Regions from separate parts of the Homo sapiens genome. Here region 2 is linked to region 1. The links are chromatin loops, found by intact Hi-C in ENCODE. Cell type or tissue: PC-9. All regions are shown on one strand. Each heading gives the region's core, and the rest is flanking DNA. Links, peaks and the distances in the headings are about the cores only.

Region 1 (6,793 bases), core at 591-5,590:
CCATATTTAGTGCAAAAATGGGTGGTACCAGAGTTCCAAGAAATCTCCACCTTGTTCCAGGAATCTTCATGAATCTTCTACCCCTTGGTTACAGAATCCCATAAAGGTAGCAGTCCCAACCCCCTTGCACCTGACTCTCTCTTGAGTCTGCCTCCACTCCCTTTTCTTGAATCTGCCTGCACTGCCCTTTCTTGAATGCGTACTTTTTGCTTTGTAATAAATCTGTGTACTTCCACTATTTTCCAACTCATCCTTGAATTCATTCTCAGGACGGTGTCAAGAGCCTGGACAGCAGCTGAGGCCAAGGTTTCACTGGCATTTGGGGATCTTCCCTAGCCCACTGGTATCAAAATCATTAATCAGATCCAAATCAACACCAAAGGAAGTTTTCTTCACCCAGGATATTTCTCTATTTTTAAAACATTATCAGGAATATCCACTGATTATTCCATTATTCCATACCATCCCTTCATCCAGAAAAGTAATATATGAAATAATTGGGATTGTTTCCAAAAAAGCTAAAATTCTATATGTCGCTATATGGTAACATACTTTTTAAAAAAAACCATATAATTCAAACACACACATCTTGATACTGCTTTGTATTCACAGAATACTTTTTAATTAATTACTTACATAAACATTGTTTTTATTTTTATAAACATAATCTTACCTGTGTTTCTTCTTTTAATCTAAGTCTTTATTATTTATATACCCCATGTGAAAGTATATTTTTAGAATAAATAATTTAAATATTAAACAATAATTTTAAATGTCTGCAGAAATTCCGGACATTGATGTTACAAATAAATTTTTAAAAATAAAACTCATATGTAAATCCTTCTGTTTCATCAGCATCCCACCGTAGTAAATTATGCTTGAGAAGGAGCTTTATTAGATAGTTTTCAATCTAGTGTAGATATCAGATTTATGGCCTTTAAAACCAAGCTCTTGTACAAAGAATGGTCAGTGCGAATGCCAGATGTGGGTACTGATGAGTAACCTCTCAGATATAGCAAATAGGTAGTTTCAGTCTCCAATAAAACAAGTTATATCTTCAGAGGCAAACATATGAAGCATCAATGTCACTTAAAAACATAGATTCCTCCAGGAGTTTCTGAAGAAACCCTTCCTTCCTGTTTCTTGAAGACAATCTGTAAGAGAGTCAAATGCCTCTGCAAAATTTAAACCTCGCCTTGGGCAAGACTTTGGCCATGTTGCTACTGTTCCCCATAAACACAGGGCAAGGAGGGATGGACTTGATATTGATATTTATAAAGCCTTTTTTTTTTTTTTTTTTTGACAGAGTCTCATTCTCTGGCTGGAGTACAGTGGCACAATCTCTACTCACTGTAGCCTCTGCCTCCCAGGTAAAAGCAATTCTTCTGCCTCAACCTCCCGAGTAGTTGAAATTATAGGTGTACGCCACCTCGCCCTGCTAGTTTTTGTATTTTTTGTAGAGACGGGATTTCGCCATGTTGCCCAGGCTCATCTCGAACTCCTGACCTCAGGTGATCTGCCCGCCTCGACCTCCCAAAGTGCTGGGATTACAGGCATGAGCCACCGTGCCTGACCTGTATATAGCCTTACTCTTAGAAAGTATTCATTAAGATCTTCCACATTAACCAAAATCGTCCAATTTCCAAGCACAGAGGACACAGAAGCCACTTCCTGAAAACAGGCTGAGGAGAAAATTCTCTCCTAGATCCAGAGCTTCACTCTGAAGACTTCTTTCTCCTTGAATTCAGGCAAGCAATGAACTGATTTCTGAAACTTCTGTTCATGAGATTTCTTATATATATATATATCTTAAGTCCTGACATATGAATGAATCTTAATGAAAGCGTTCTGAAGACCTCTATAACATGGCATCCCAAGGAGAATCTAGCACATATCATTCATAGAATATATATTCAATACATATTGGACAAGCTGTTGAAACTAGAAAATTGCACAAAAACTATGAAATGTGTCTACAGAGTAAAGTAATTTTTTGTTCCTTTATAACATATTCCACAGCATCATCTCCTTTAGAAATAGTCATTTTAGAGCCTGGAATATATTCAACAGGATCTACTCCGCTCAGTGTACTTTCAAAAATCACTTCAGACCTTGTAACTTATTCTTAAAAGCCTCTGGATTTGTGACTTTAAAATACTGTACATTAAACACACACTTGATTTTTCTGAACAGTCTGGTAGAATTCTGAGCCAAGTCGAGTGAAAAAAGGTATGTGAACAAGTTGTTTAATAACAACGGCGGCAACAATCCCAGTAATAATAGTAACACATTTTGAATGCTTACTAGTTGCCTGGAATTGTGTTAACCGCTTTATCCATAATCCTCAGAGAGGCCCCATAAGGTAGATTTTACTATCATACCATTCCAGAAATAAGTAAGCTGTGGCTCTAGGAGGTTAAACAAATTGCCACAAATCAATTGTTAGATTTGTGACTCAAAAATACTTACTTTTAACAGCTAGAAATACTGCTACTACTAGGGGTTAAAAATGACATGGGACCATAAAAAGAAATGAAATTAACTTTTTTCCTATGGCATTTAAATAGGCCCTAAGACAATTCCAAAGCTCTTTGGAAAATGGTAGTTTCAGGGGAATGGAACATTTAACTGCCTGAGGTTAAGGATGCCACTCCTCATTTGTATGCAGGAGTTCTGGGCAAGTGTGTCAAACACTCAGTCCATTGCAATATATAGCTGTACCGCCTAGAGGACTTAGGGTCCCAAAATGAACTCCGTGCCAAATCGTACTTCACATATTTGCAGTCATACTTTTTTTGCCTTTGCCTTTGAACAAGGATTGATCCTATGTGGTCTCCTAAGATTCTGAGGAGGTGACGGGGAGAGAAGGCGAACCTGAAACATCCGGCAGAGACAATTTTGCCAGGGTGAGCCCTGATCACTCTCCTCCCCCATCGCCCACTACCTATTAAGGCAAATTATCTTTTAGCTGATTTATGTTTATGTTTTCAGGCTCACAGTAAGATTTTTTAACGTCTTTTTCTGCTTTCAAAAGTTTATCAGAGCTTTTTCATAAATACCTAAGGTGAGGAATCATTTGTGGAACAGATCTGCTTATTTACCTAAACTTTAGCCTTTTCTGCTAACAAGACTTAAAGAGTTCCAGCACTTAGGACGGTATCTAAGTGATTTGGCTAATATGTGATTTGAATGTTTTGGGAAGATAAAGTCTATAACTAAGAGATTGCCTAATAATGGATCTGCAGGAACTGAAGGTCATTTCCCACAAAAATGTGCAGCCACCGGGAACCTTAGGTGAGGCATATTACGCTCAACTGTGTCAGACACTTGGTTATTCATTAACTTTAATGGGGGTCATAAAGAAATGCCTGAGGAAACAGGAAATGCTCATTTTCAGATAACATTGCAGTCACTCCCTTATTTCTTCCTGAAATCAAAACCAAAAAAGAATTTTTGCTTAACCTTTATTTAAACAAGCAACCAGGAGAGAACAACCATTCAGACTGGGCCAGGTGCCATGTCTTCAATGGCCCAGGAATAACCCAACAGCTGTTTCTATGCCAACTATGATGTCTGTGTCCACTGAGGAACAACTTCCTTGTCAAGGTAAAATCCAAAGGTTATTTTCAATCTTCAGACTAAAATCAAAGGCCATGGGGTGTGACCACTCCCAAATATGTTGCACTACAACCTCTGAGTTTTTAATAATTGGTATTTCTGCAGGGCAAGGTGGCTCACACCTGTAATCCCAGCACTTTGGAAGGACCAGGTGAAAAGATTGTTTGAGGCCAGGAGTTTGAGACCATTCTGGCCAACCTAGTGAGACTTCCCTTCCTTCCCTGCCCCCGACCCTGGCCCCATATCTCTAAAAAATAAAAAATAAAAATAAGAATAATAAAAATAAATCATTGGCATTTCTTAGCTAAGAAAGAACTAAACTCATTTATCATCCTCAAAAAAAAAAAAAAAAAGAATAAGAGAATACAGCTAAGATTTCAAACTACCCTCATTAAGTCACCAATGTCTACTCCATTAGCTGGAAGCACTTGTTAATCCATCTTGCCAACAGCTGAGCCCTGACAAGTTTCCTTTGGAAGGTTAGCCTTTTATGAGTAGCCCTGATAAGGAGTCCACTGCTGTTGGGACCTAAAAGGCTTGTCAAGTGGATGCAGAGCTTCCTCTACACACCCCACTGCTTGAATCAAAGGGAGGCCAATGGACAGAAGAGACAAATGATCACTCCACTAGAAATAACAGAGTTGGTTATTAGTCAAAGTGAACTTCCTTCCTGTACACACCAGTAGTGAAAACATCTATAGGGAATTTGGAAGGGCATCATGGTGAAGAATGTAGTTCAAGAGGCAAAGTTCAGGACCAGTGTTTGCTTTGGCATCCTGGGGCAAAAACGTTACTGAATGAACTAAGTCAGGAGCTCAAAATGCAATTGAGTGAAGTGTCATAGGTTAGCTAATGCCAGACAAGTGGTGGCTGTCTTGGGAGTTTTGAAATTACATCAGTGTGAATTCCTAAGAAATCCCTCCTAGGTCTGGAATATGCTTGATTCCTTCCACCCCTTAGAAGAGTGCAGTGATGCATGACACTTCTCCAACTTTGTCTCAGAATGGCCGTGTGAAGTACGTAAGGTCACACTGTTTTCTCATTTAAAGGTGACTTGCTAACTCCCAGAGACAAGGGAAGGACAGCAGAACCTTGAACTGCACTTCTTTGTCACTTTTATCTGGCTTTGTTATAGACACAATCTGATAAAACCAAAAGCCTGAGAGGTGGAGTGGAGCAGGGTGAGCAGAGTACAAACCCAGCATGAGATGTTCCTCTACTCTATTTGTTCCTCAGACGAGATGCCCCCAACCCTCTCCCCAACACAGTCCCCACAGATCTCTGACTTCAGTGCTTCATTCTTATTTTCTTGATGTGTTATTCTCAAATTACAGCTATGTTTCCCCAATCCACAATTCCTCTTCCCTAGTTTTTTACTTTCCTTCAAATCCATCAGACCTGTGCTAATTACTTACTACTATTTATTAGATGCCATTGACAACTTGCCCACCCCTGTTCGTCTAGCAGTTTCTTTAATCTAGATGTAATGTAAACTGTTATTTTTCTCATTAAACTAAAGTAGCAGCTGATTACAAGTTACCAATAAAAGGAAAGGAAAAAAGAGCAAGGGGAGCATCCGCCCACAGAGGTAACTGACTAAGCACATCCTGACTATTCCGGATATTCTTGCTTTGGTGAAATCTGCATTTTAGTAAACAAACAGAAAAAAAATTAACCAACCAACAAACAAACAAAAACCTATTGCCTTTTGTCACTAATCCTGCTACTACTAGTTCTCCGCCCAAGAACATCCCAGGGGCCATCTTAAAAACCTCATTGTACTCTCCTACCTACAAACTCCAGAATTATAACCAATATGAAATTAGATTAAATTAATCTTTAAGGCAGCTCTAAAGCTGAAAGGAGTAAAATCAAAATCATGTGCTGGAGGGAGAAAAAAGCAAACCAATCACAGCTTATCAGAGGAGTGGGCTATTGTACTTAAGTAGGTATTCAGAGTTTCCAGCCCTTTGAAGCAGCAGCCAACTTCTACCCTGGTTCTAACCTTAATAGCAGGAGGGAGTCCCCCTGAACCAAGTCTAGGCTATGAGCTTCACCTTAGCAATCAGATTGGCTTCTGCACGTCAAAGGTACTAGTCTATTCCAATGACTGACATGAATTCTACATTTCAAAAGTCATATTTCCCGAACAAAGGCTTCATTACTACTGACAGACTACCATTCATATTACCAGTATCATTACTACTTACCATTATTGGAGGACCTTTATTTATTTAAAACACACAAGTGTAGGCATGCACACACACACATATTAGCATGCTGTATTAGTCCACTTTAACACTTGATAAAGACATACCCGAGACTGGGCAATTTACAAAAGAAAGGGGTTTATTGAACTTACAGTTCCATGTTGGTGGGGAGGCCTCACAATCATGGTGGAAGGTGAAAGGCACATCTCACACGGTGACAGACAAGAGAAGAGAGCTTGTGCAGGGAAACTCCCATTTTTAAAGCCATCAGATCTCCTAAGACTTATTCCCTATCACGAGAACAGCATAGGAAAGACCCGCCCCCATGATTCAATTACCTCCCACCAGGTCCCTCCCACAACATATGGAAATTTAAGATGAGATTTGGGTGGGGACACAGAGACAAACCATATCACTCTGCCCCTGGCCCTTCCCAATTCTCATGTCCTCACATTTCAAAACCAATCATGCCTTCCCTACACTCCCCCAAAGTCTTAACTCATTTCCGCATTAACCCAAAAGTCCACAGTCCAAAGTCTCAACTGAGACAAGGCAAGTCCCTTCTGCCTATGAGCCTGTAAAATCAAAAGCAAGTTAGTTATTTCCTAGATACAATGGGGGTACAGGCATTAGGTAAATATGGCTGATCCAAATGGGAGAAATTGGCCAAAACAAAGGGGTTACAGGGCCCATGCAAGTCTGAAATCCAGCAGGGCAGTCAAATCTTAAAACTCCAAAATGATCTCCTTTGACTCCATATGTCACATCCAGGTAACACTGATGCTAGAGGTGGGTTCCCATAGTCTGGGGTAGCTCCACCCCTGTGGCTTTGCAGGGTACAGCCTCCCTCCCGGCTGCCTTCACAGGCTGGCATTGAGTGTCTGCAGATTTTCCAGGCACATGGTACAAGCTGTCAGTGGATCTACCATTCTGGGGTCTGGAGGATAGTGATCCTCTTCTCACAG
Region 2 (6,793 bases), core at 1,180-6,179, 210 kb after region 1:
AAGAAGAGAGAAGAAAATCTGAATTTTTACACAGAGTGAAAGCGTGACTAGTATTGAGAATGGCAAATTAGACGACCACAATTCTGATTGACGAAGGGAAATAATTTGCTGTGGACGTGCTGTGAGCAGCAAATTGCTGTATGTACACTCTGAGCTTGGAATGAAGACATCTAATGATGCCTTTTGGTGGAAGAAATCTGACCATTTTTTTCTCCCACCCCAAATCTGGCCCAATTTAATGCTGACTCACACATTTTTGGTTGATGCTACAATGAAGTTTGTTAAACCAGCTAGCTTCATTTTGCTTAATTTTACTCATCTGTGAGATTACAATAACTTTTTTAAAAAAGCAAAGAGGACTGTACCATGCATTGAGAGATTTTTATTCTAGCTCTTACTCCTCCCTAACTTGGCATTCTTGGATTTGACTTTTGGAGCTTCCCTCATTAAATGAGGTGTTTGGAATGCTTGATCATGAAAGTACTGTCCAACTCTATCAGTCAAGTACTGATTCCAGATGTCACAAGGAATCTAACCACTTTCCTCACCTGGGCCTACCAGCTCATCTCTACCTTAAGCTCAAGCTTCACAGTAAAGCTCTTCAAGTGGGAGAGCCAGAGGAGCACATCCCAAATCACTTTAACTGCATCTTGAGAAGCAATATAATTTGATGGCTCCGATGTGATTCCAACAAGGCAAAGGAAACTTGTCTGCACTAAGATTACGCCCCCAAACTACCATAAATTCCACACATTGCCCCGCTGGCTGAGAGCCTTCTGAATTCATTTTGGATCTAGACCGGGTCTTAGTGAAGAGCTGTGGACAACTTGAGGATTCATTTTTCAGATAAGGCCACTGGATGGGAGGGGAAAAGGTTAGAAAATTACAACATAAGGGAACAGAGATGAATACAGACATGAGGTGAGGGGACAACAAAGGCACGGAGTTGTCTAAGCTCAGCTTGCCTTCCTGAGATAGCAGAAGGTGAAAGAGCCAAATGGCATTCAGCTGCTCCTACCGGACAGGGCGCAATGACAGAGATGTAAAGAGCGTTTGTGTCGTCCATCAGATAATGTTTTATAGTTTGCCTGCTGTTTACTGCCAAATCATACTACTTCCCTATTACTTCTCTCTCGCAACATGAAGCAGTGAGGAATCAGCTCAACCTCAATTTGAAAATGGCTCTGTCATTCACAAACTTTTGGAACTTGGGACAAGTGACTTAGCATCTCTGGGACCAATCTGTGGGAAACATGTTGGTGAAAACACACAACTGGCCTGGCTTGAGGATAAAATGGGAATGCAGCGTGTCAGGCCTCAAGCTCAGTCGATGCTCAACCCATTATTGAAAGTTTTACTTCTTCCTGCTGGTTTGTGGTTTTAGCGTGACTTTCCCTAAAATAAAGAGATTTGTGAATGGTTTGAATTAACACAAGATCTCATATTTATTACCCATTTTTCTCCTCATTGCTAAAATTGAAGGCCACCTGATAAGTTGAAACTGCTGTTGGTATGGGAGGATGTCAGCGTGGAAACTCACACATTCCTTACACTAGCTGTCAGACACTTCTACAATTTCAAACAAGTTTTTCTTAGCCTTTTATGTTTAAACAGCATATTACTAAATTTCATGCCTGGGTCCACTAGTTACCTAATCATTAGTTGTTTCTTTTTTGTTCTCTGGCGCCACTCTAGCCCATATTTGTGTTATCTAATATGCTTCTTCTTACTTGTGTGGTCTATATGAATCGGGCTGCTTTCAAACTCATTTCAGTTTCCAAGCAAACATTAGAAAAATAAATCCACAGCTGTTAAGGACTGCCACCAAAATATATGAAGCCATAAAACAGCAGCAGAGGTACATGGTTCTGATAGCTTTCCAGCCTCTAACACATACACATATCATAGGGCACGTCCTGCTCTCAGCCATCTTGGTGGGATCTAATGTCCACAAGAACCAGCCCTTAGTAGAGCTGCATTTTTCTCAGGTGGATGCTTTAAAAATAACCGTGATGCAGGAAGAATGATTCCTAACACACAATAATCATTGAAAACAACCCAGTACACAGCTGGTGGAAATGTAAAATGATACCCTTGCTTTCGAAAAGATGCTAAACATATGCATACTATGACCTAGCAGTCCCAAACCTAGGCATGCAAGAATGCTTCCATTTGTACACTAAAGACATGTGCAAGAATATTTATAGAATCTCTATTCATAATATCCCCAAACTGGAAGCTAATCAAATGCCCGTCAATAGGAAAATGGATAAATTGTGGTATAGTCACACAATAGAATATTACATAGCAATAAAAAAGAACAAAGCATGACTACATGCAAAACATGAATGAATCTATGAATCTCACAACCATTATCTTGACTAAAAGAAGTGAGGTGTAAACATATACAGAGTATATGGCTCTATTTATTTAAATTTGGAAAATAGGCAAAACTTATCTATTAGCCCAAGGTACACTTCATTGCGGGAGGATAGTGACTGGAGAAAGTGTTCTGTTTCTCAACTGGGTACTGGCTACAAAAACATCCAGCTGGTAAAATTTCATCAAGCAGTATAACTGATACTTGCACATTCCAATATGTATATTATGCTCAACAGAAAGCTTTTAAAATAGTGAAATATTATGAAAATATATTGTCATCTTCAAAAAGATCTTGGAAAAAGCAAGGAACAATATCCAGATGATAGGGAGGCATCTAATGGGTTCATCATGTCATTAGATCACAGACTTGAGCGACAAATCTGACCCGTATGTTTGAGGACCACTGCACCAATGTCTCTGCCATATGTGGCTAGAAAGGGCATTATTGTGATTATGACTGTGATTATGATATAATTATTGTCATTATTGTGTATCAGGCACTGTATTGAGGTTCCTTTCATCAACCTTATCTCATTCAACCTCACCAACAGCCTTGGAAGAGAACAATATAACTTTCATTTTGCAAGGGTGGAAACTGAAGTTTCAACATATTAAACTACTCATGTCAAGTTGTTAGGAGACCCAAGATATGGATGATCATTTTTACTGGTTATCTGAGGTTCCCTTGAGTCCAGACTTTGGACTACGAAACCCCAAACCCACTCTTTGGCTCCAGAAAATCCCTCCCTATGCTGTATGAGAGGGCGATGGTTTGCTCCTACTATGTTCATTTTTCCTGTATGGGTTCAGGTTTGTTCAGTCTGCATTCTTCAGTCTCTGAAATCCTGACTGATGAGCAGTCATGGCAATATCTGGTTCTTCTCTTTCCCACGCACATTTGGTTCAGTTCTACTGAGCCTAGCATCAAAGCAGCCAGATTGGCTGGACTCCAGGGACTTGTTGTGACTAAGATTTGCCTGCTGGAATTATCAGTGTGATCACAGAAGTAACCCAATCTTCTGTTTGCTCTTTGAATTGTCAAAGGTTGATATGAGGACAGATCTTTTTTTTTCACAGTTCCCAGAGAGGCTCAAAATTTGCTCTTTTCTTTATGGGTCCATATAAAATTTTTTATAATCAACATTGGCAAAAATTGCTAGAGGGTTTTTTCTAGTGGCAAGGAAGAATATGGTTTCTATGTACTTACATGAATGGTCTCTAGAGACAGGCAGACCTAGGTTCATATCCCAGCTAAACCACTGATGTAGTTTGGATGTTTGTCCCCTCCAAATCGCATGTTGAAATGTGACCCCCAGTGTTGATGGTGTGACCTGGTGGGAGGTGTTAGAGACATGGGGGTGAATCCCTCATGAATAGCTTGATGTCCTCCCCTCAGTAATGAGTGAGTTCTTGCTGTGCTAGTTCACGTGGGAATTGGTTGTTAAAAAAGAATATGGTACTCCCTCTCTTTCTCTTGCTTCCTCTCTCATCATGTCAAATACCTGCTCTCCTTCCCCATCTGCCATGATTGTAAGCTTCTACAAGCCCTCACCAGAAACAGATGCCACCACTATGCTTCTTATACAGTCTACAGAACCATGAGCCAAAATAAACCTGTTTTTAAAATAAATTACCCCGCCTCAGGTATTCCTTTACAGCAAGACAAATGGACTAATACAGCCACTTGCTAAGCCCACCGCGTTAGCTAATAAATGTGTACAATACCTTCATTCAAGAATTGTCATAAGGAAAAATGAGATCATGCAGAAAGCACTTAATTCAATCTCTGCCATTGGGTATGTTCTTTTCATAAGTGGTAAACATATACACACAAACACAAATATAAACAATTTATTTAGCATGCTTTATCATAAAACCATGCATGAGATACACTCAGGCACACACATAGACTCTTACAGAATCAAATGTTTGTGATTTCTTAGCCTTCTAGTAGCTACAGCAACAAATTTTGCTTTTGAGACAGTTTGGTAATTGTGGTAGTTTTCTAAAACAGCTGAGAATTACAGAAAAGAATAACTGTGAAAGGCAATATGATAAATAATAAATAAAGCAGCAAAATTGGTTTTAAAGGAATCTGAGTGTCTAAATTCTATGAATTCAAAAAGTATGAAAACTGTGTAGTATTATATATTTCTAGGCCACTTATTCTAATGACAACTTTTATCATATGTGTAGCCTGATTTACATAGTATCTTACTCATTTATAGAACATTTTGACACTTTGAGGTTAATAAACTCTTAAGTATTAACAGTCTATAAGTCTAGATGTAATAATAGCCTTTTAATCCATTGTCTTCCCTTCTCTTTAAAGACCACAAGAGTTGAGCAGTCTTCCTTTATATTTTATGTGTCCTCTCAAATAACTGAGAAGGAGACATTCAGATAGAAATTATCCACAGCCAAAGCTCTGCTGGGGAAGCTAATTCACATCAGAATTCAAGAAGACTCTGTTCCCTTACTCACTGGTGTTTAATGATTTTACTTCCTCATTACAGTTCTCTTACCCCAATATAGAGAAAATAATTAGACCTTGAATATGGCAATTAAAAAGCAGATATCCTGAGCTCTGACACTTCTAGCAGACTGTTAGGGAGTATTGTCACCTGTTGGCAAATTTCTAAAAGGTTATAAAGTACTGTTGAGAAAAAAATCATTTATTGACAAGTATGACCTAAGAGTTTTAATGTTCTAAGTTTATGTTCCTAAAAAGCATATACATATAAGAGCTGACACTCTTTAATGCTGCCGTTTTTCTTTCAAACCTTGCAGTAATACTCTACTTCCAAGGTCTTTAAAGGCTATTCCTCTATGATAATATCAAATGATAACAAACAGAACTGTAACTTTGGGATAAAAACACCAGTAATCAAGTAAATGTATATTATAAAGATAAGACATACAATCTGTAAAACTATTATATATTAGACCCAATGAGATTTGTTTGAAAAAGAATCTAAATATGCTTTCCTATCAGGTGGTAGTTCTCACTGACTCATAGTTTTAAAAAAGACATTAAGATGTTTGACACCAAAAAGTAAGTATAGCTACATCACATAAGGACACTTCAATCTGTGTGCACATTAATATGGGTGAGAATGATTTTCTGTTCTTTAAGCCATTCAGTTTGTGGTACTTTATTATGGCAGCCCTAGCAAATTAAAACAGGCACCATACTTGATGTCAGACTTACTGTACAATGAAGTCAACTATATATTAGATGTGAGTTAAGCCCTTTGGTGAGTCACTCTATCACTTGAGGCATATTGTGATGAAAGAGGCAAATGTGACATATATACACATCCTATTTTCTATATCCATTTATATATGTATACATAATAGAATATTATTTGGCCATAATAAAGAAAATCCTCCCATTTGTGATAACATGACAACATGAAAGAACCTGCAGGACATTATGCTAAGTGAAAGAAATTAGACAGAGAAAGACAAATATATGATTTCATTTATATGTGAAGTCTAAAAACTCAAACTCAAGTAAGCAGAGAGTGAAAAGGTGGTTACCAGGGGCTGGGAAATAGGGGAAATGAGATGTTGGTCAAAGGGTTCAAAAAGAAAAAGAAACTGCTTGATAGTAAATGTTTGTTGCTTCTTACCACTAGATTTTGGGAGAATTTATTGCATAGAAATATCTAGTAATACATCTATCAGATATTCAGTTTTCATTTTCTTTTAAGGGAAACCTGATTTATTATTCAGTTGGCAATTTTAGTGGCAAAAATATACTGCTCAGTCTTTTGTGCAGCTAGAATTGGCCCTGCAGCATGGGTGAGGCAGTGAGCTCATATAGAAATTTGCAGGGGATTTCTAGCGCCATTTTTCTGTCCTGATAAATGTGATTTCTTTCATCCTACCTTGAATGTGGGTGTGATGGCTGAAGCTGAAACAACCACTTCACCACTAGATGGAAAAGTCAGGAGAATCATACTGACCTCGACCCTGATGTCTTGGAGTTGCTAAAGTAATACCAGAAATTGCCTACCTTTGGACTTGTTATATGAAGAAAGAGAAAAAATTGTTTAAGCCACTTTTTAGTCAGTTTTTCTTTTACCAGAAACTGGAATACAATCTTTTCTGGAATAACTACTTTTCTCTTTTATGTCACTGGGGGAAATCTGGCATTGCTTCTCTTTTTATTCTTGAAAAATAGCACTGACTCACTGTCATTAAAAGTATTGTCAATTTATGTTTAAAAATCTTTAGCAACACCTTTTGTGTACTGCTATGGTTTGGCTCTGTGTCCCCACCGAAATCTCATCTTGTAGCTCCCATAATTCCCACGTGTTATGGGAGGGACTCAGTGGAAGATGACTGAATCACGGGGGCAGGTCTTTCCCATGCTTTTCTCATGATAGTGAGTGAGTCTCAGGAG

What was found. Peaks named below come from ENCODE experiments on the same cell type or tissue, not always from the same donor. Only the 100,000 strongest peaks of a DNase experiment are listed, where the experiment ranks them.
Region 2: a loop joins it to region 1, with 4 times the contacts of the local background. A loop is called at or near these places in 2 of 110 quality-filtered maps.

The regions. Positions count from the first base shown.
Region 1 is chr20:14,982,864-14,989,656 of GRCh38, reverse strand. All of the region lies in intron 5 of MACROD2 (mono-ADP ribosylhydrolase 2), which reads right to left. Among named protein-coding and RNA genes, the nearest start is that of MACROD2-AS1, 57 kb to the right of the region's middle. In PC-9, for the core only: no CTCF peak of the experiment used is centred there; a DNase peak (open chromatin) is centred at 3,466; H3K27ac peaks cover 2,302 bases.
Region 2 is chr20:14,772,530-14,779,322 of GRCh38, reverse strand. All of the region lies in intron 5 of MACROD2 (mono-ADP ribosylhydrolase 2), which reads right to left. Among named protein-coding and RNA genes, the nearest start is that of MACROD2-AS1, 150 kb to the left of the region's middle. In PC-9, for the core only: no CTCF peak of the experiment used is centred there; a DNase peak (open chromatin) is centred at 3,352.